Linked DNA regions of Homo sapiens: region 2 is linked to region 1. The links are chromatin loops, found by intact Hi-C in ENCODE. Cell type or tissue: mammary epithelial cell. All regions are shown on one strand.

The links. Hi-C counts contacts between places; a loop is a spot of excess contacts. Peaks named below come from ENCODE experiments on the same cell type or tissue, not always from the same donor. Only the 100,000 strongest peaks of a DNase experiment are listed, where the experiment ranks them.
Region 2: a loop joins it to region 1, with 2.2 times the contacts of the local background. A loop is called at or near these places in 5 of 110 quality-filtered maps.

The regions. Positions count from the first base shown.
Region 1 is chr6:33,631,368-33,633,867 of GRCh38, reverse strand. The region is part of intron 1 of ITPR3 (inositol 1,4,5-trisphosphate receptor type 3); the gene reads right to left. ITPR3-AS1 (ITPR3 antisense RNA 1) reads left to right here and starts at 123. Exons shown (of 2, transcript NR_134628.1): 1 at 123-504; 2 at 855-2,500. It overlaps LOC124901305 (a long non-coding RNA gene), which reads right to left. Exons shown (of 2, transcript XR_007059550.1): 2 at 1,897-2,429. RefSeq lists a silencer at 4-333. In mammary epithelial cell, a CTCF peak has its summit at 1,140 (motif pointing right); a DNase peak (open chromatin) is centred at 177; H3K4me3 peaks cover 516 bases.
Region 2 is chr6:33,413,331-33,415,830 of GRCh38, reverse strand. It overlaps PHF1 (PHD finger protein 1), which reads right to left. Exons shown (of 15, transcript NM_024165.3): 6 at 2,274-2,422; 7 at 2,000-2,095; 8 at 1,722-1,790; 9 at 1,465-1,588; 10 at 1,287-1,354; 11 at 1,002-1,106; 12 at 687-876; 13 at 502-596; 14 at 161-241; 15 at 1-21. Among named protein-coding and RNA genes, the nearest start is that of CUTA, 3.5 kb to the left of the region's middle. In mammary epithelial cell, a CTCF peak has its summit at 1,021 (motif pointing right); no DNase peak of the experiment used is centred here.

The sequences.
Region 1 (2,500 bases):
CCCCGCCCCGGCCCGGCCCGGCCCCGCCCCGCGCCCGCCCCGCGCCCGCCCCGCCCCCAGCCTGGCCCGGCCCGCGAGCTCCGGGCGTCCGGCCCCGGCCCCGGCCCCGCCCCCGCCCCCGCGGCGAAGCGAAACTCGCCGTCCCACGTGCAGCCGTCTCCCACGACGCGCCGCCGCCGCCAAGGGAGGGCCAGCGCGGCCTCGCCCCGGCCTGCCTCCGACTGCCGGCCGCTGCCAGGACGCCGCGCCTCCGCCAGACGCGCCCGGGGGCGGGGCGGGTGATGTGCCGCTGCGCCCGCGCTTTCCTGCTCTCCCCCGCTCGTCTGCCCGCGGAGGGCGGCCCCGGGGTACCCCTCCCCACCTGATGGCACCGACGTCCCTGGCCTTAGCGCCCCACCCCGACTCTTCCTCATGGCGGGCACCTGTGTTTATCAAACTAGCCGGACCACAGGTGCCCTGCTGAGTGCGCACCGGGCGCTGAAACCAGAGCCGCGCTCTACAGGGGTAAGTGGCCGCTTCGCTTCACCCCCCTCTCGCCAACGCCTCCCCACAAGGTCCCTCCACCCACGGGCCCCAGAAAAGACCTGTTCCCACCCTTTACCAGCCCACCGATCTCTCACTGTCCAGCCTCTACTAGGATGACGCCCCATCCCACTCCTGCCATCTCAAGGCCAAGCTGAGGCTCCCGTGTGGTTCCCTGCCCACGCCCCGCTACGCCCACCACCGGCATCGCCCCTCACCTAGAGGCCGGTGGTACCCCAGCCAAGATCACAAAAAAACTGCCCCTCCATCGCGCGACTCTATAGTTTATCAATCGTTTTTACATCCAGTATCTCATTGTGTTCTTACCACAGTCCAGAGTGAGGCCCACAGAGTGGATGGAACCCCTGAGCCACACAGCTGGTCAGAGAATGGCACAGACACAACCCAGGCCTCCATCTACTCGACAGACCTCACCACGAGCCTACTATGTGCTGGGTGTGGTCCCCACCCTCTGGGATCTCCTGCGACCACGCTGAGTGCCGAGGACAGGAGCCCTGTCTACACCTGTGTGTCCCCTTCTCCCCTCCAGGACCAGCCCAGCAGAGGCTCAGGAGCCCAGAGGACAACAGTCCCTGCAGTGCGCCTTCCATCCACTGGGAGGCACAAGACCAGTCTGAACAGCAGAGGGAGCAGGAGGATGGGGCTACAGGGAAAGGGTCCTGGCTGGAGGCCTGTGGGCAGGCAGGGCTGTTCTGGGCCCTCTGGAGAGGAGCTGGTTGACAGCTTGTTCTAGGGTTGCAGGAGGGCACAGTCCCTGAAATGCCCACGGGGTCTACACCCCAAGACCTTGATCTGAGGTAGGAGAGGAAGACAGCTGCATCCCATTCTGCCCCATTCCACCCTGCGTGGACTTTGAGATCCAGGTGGGCGCCATGGGAAAGGTAGCAGGGTGGGTCAGTGCTGTCTGGAAAGATTAGATAAGGAGGAGGAAGGGAGCTAGATAGAAGTGGGGCAGGTGACTATCAAGGAGCCTGACTCAAAACCTACCACCTTGGCCACCATCAGAGCACCATGGGAGGGGGAATGACAGACTGGGGGAATGACAGACTGGGGAAATCCCCGAGGGACCCTGAACAACCCTCCCCCCACCCCCATTCAGCTGTGGATGAGAAAACTGTCCCTGGGGCATGGAGGAGAAACTGACCCGCCCAGGTCACACAAGTTAATGGAACAGCAAGTTCCAGATCCCAGGTCTTCTGGCTCCCAGCCCCAGACACTGGCTGTGGGTGGAGGATTACCCAGGTGCCAAGGCAAGAGACTGAAGGCACAAACTGTTTCAGTATAATAAAAAAAATAGAATAAGAATAGTCATAATACAAATTAGATATAGAGATGATCATGGACAATTAGCAATCACTATTAATCTTTAGCTTTTAATATTACTCTTTGTTGCATTACTAATATAACCTAGGAATAACCGGTGGGTATAGGGTCAGGTGCTGAAGGGACATTGTGAGAAGTGACCTGGAAGGCAAGAGGTGAGCCCTCTGTCACGCCCACATAAGGGCCGCTTGAGGGCTCCTTGGTCAAGTGGTAACGCCAGTGTCTGGGAATGCACCCGTTAATTAGCAGACCGCGAAAGGGAGTCTCCTTTCCTTGGAAGAGTTGGGGAACACTCTGCTCCACCAGCTTCTTGTGGAAGGCTGGATATTATCCAGGCCTGCGCGCAGTCATCCGGAGGCTTAAACCCTTCCCTGTGGTGCTGTGCTTCAATGGTCCCACTCCTTGTCCACTTTCATGCTCCTCCCGTACTCCTGGTTCCTCTTTGAAGAGCGCAGTAGATAGCGGTAGAAGAAATAGTGAAAGTCTTAAAGTCTTCGATCTTTCTTACAAGTGCAGAGAAGAAAACGCTGACATATGCTGCCTTCCCTCTCTGCTTCGGCTACCTAAAAGGGAAGGGCCGCCTATCCTGTAATCACATGACTTGCTTCACCTTGTCAATCACTTAGAAGATTCA
Region 2 (2,500 bases), 220 kb after region 1:
ATGTGAAGTTCCAGGGGTGACCTAGGGAGAGAAGGCAATTGTAAGAAATGGGCAGAAATGGAGAGCACATGTGAATCAGAGAAACAGTGTTAGAGACTAAGAGCCTTGAGCACATAGAGGGGAAGAAGAGCATCACTGGTAATAGAAGACAGAATCTCACCTGTCTGGGGGTCCACTGTCCCCAGAGGTCCCTGCGGTGCTGGCAGAAGGGTGGAAGGAAGCAAACATCCGGATGGGGCTGCTGGGGTTGGAGTGGGGAAAGTCAGGACCTGAAGCAGGGGAACAGGACCTTCTCCCCCTGGGAAGTGCAGAGCTCAAACACTACCCCCAAGGGACTCCCTTCCCCAGAATACTGGCTACCAGACACTAGTTCTAGAAGTCGGTCTAGGCCAAGAAGTGGGTAGCCAAGGGGGAGAGGGAAAAGAATTCTGGGTGATAAAGTCCAGAAGATGTGAATAATTGGGAGCATATTTTGTGGGGGAGGGGCAGAGGAGCACTGACCTGGGCAGGCAGCGGGCATCTGTGGGCCGGAAGTTGTAGCCGCTGCTGCCCTGGTAACTCTGGTTAGGGCTGGGGGATGGTGGAGACACTGAGGCCTAGAAGAGGGGGCAAAGGACTGAGAGATAATCCTTGACTCCTTCCCACACCCCACCATTTGCTCCATCGGGTTCCCCCTGCTCCAGTACCTGCAGTGCCCTCTGCAGATGAGCCCGCTCCCTCTGCTCCTGGGGCTCGGGCTGATTGCGCACTGCTGAGGGTGGCCCCAGCTCCTCCACTTTCCCCTTCTGCCTCCTCCTCAGGGGCTCTGGCTCCGGCCTCCGGCGCTTCCCCAGGGGACGTGAGACCCCTCCCCCAGGGCCCTGCCCTGAAGGGAAGCTGTAAGAGGCCTCCTTATCCCCCCAGCCCCCTCCCGGACACCCCCAAGACCTCCCCATCTCTATACATATACCCCCCAGGACTAACACCCTGAGAATTTCCCCCATCCCCCCTGGACCAGTGACCTGGTGAGTGCTCCATCTCCAGTAGGGGGCTCCACAGGGGGAGGCATCCGAGCATGGAGACCAAACAAACATTTCCTCTTCTTAATCTCTCTCCCTGAAATGAAACTGGGGCAAGAAGAGAAATGATATAGGGTCAGTGCTGTAAAAAACGGTTCCTCCTTACGCCATTCCTCAATCCTTTTCAGTCACAGTCTTCCAGGTGGGTTGCAAGCCCCTCCCCTTCCAGGCTTCCACTCTCCATCTCTTTCCGAGCCTCATCCTTGCCTCCTCTTCCCTCCAACTCACCGGTCCTTGTGGCTGTTAAGAGCAGAGAGGAGCCTGGAAGAACGTTCTCCTTTGGGGGTGTCTGAAAGCTGGGAGAAATGAAGAAAAATGGGGCCAGGGGAGCAGTGATTTCTTCTCTTCCCCTTTCCGCTACATCTCCCTGTCCCATCCCAACCCCCAAAACTGCACTACCCCTTACCTCCCCCAGGAGCAAACTGTCCCAATTCTCAGAAGTGAAGGGGAGGATCTCACGATCAAAATCAAAGTATTTCTTCTTACAGCAAACACTGAGGTGATACAGGACAAGATGGGCCACATCCACCCTGGAAAAACAAAGTTTTCAAGACCACAGAGGCATTTTAAGAGCCAGGGGAGTCCTGAGGTGGGAGGTTGGGGCATATAGAGTGAAATACTGTGGTGTGGAGTTACACTGAGGTCATGCCCAATCCAGCTCACCAGCGAAGCTGTAGTCTCCGGACTTTCTCAGGGCCCCCGCGACACACACAGCATTCAAATTCATAGAACCTGGACATGGGCAAGAGGGAGCAAACACACTTACACAGGAAAACTGTGCCATCCCCTGGAAGACTCACAAGCAAGGACGGGGCAAACAGGTGAGGTAACGCTGCAGAGGTTGGGAAGAGACTGGAGTGGAGAAGGGCGTGGGAGAACTGAGGGTGGAACACGAAGAAAGAGGGCATCCTTGGCTCCTAGAGAGTCTGCCTTGGTCTCACCTGTCCCCATAGAGGAGGGGCTTGCTCAGACACTGGGTGCAGGCCTCATGGAACCACTGCAGGCAGCTCCGGCACTGCAGCATTTTCAGGTTCCACCTGAGGGGGAACACAGGACTTCTGGCCTCCAGAAACCCCCTTCCCCATAACTGTCCCAAACCCTAAACTTACCTCCTATCCCCCTGAGTGCTACCCTCATCCTGTTCTTTTTCCTTCATTTCCTGGGATCCACCACCACATCATTCATTCCACAGTCTGCTCCCCTCTCATTACTCACTCCCCAGGGCCACCACAGTAACAGTAACTCTGCTGTCGGTTGCTCAGATGTCCAGCATCCCAGTCCAGCCCCTTCAGTCCATATGGCAGAGAAAGCTTCATACCCAGCATGGCCCGGGCATAGGGGCCCTTCTTCAGGGCACCTCCCCTCTGCAGAGACAGGACAGGTGGGTGGCTTCAGAGGGGTGGGGAGAGGAAAAGGCTTGGGAGAGGCTGTGGATGGGAGGC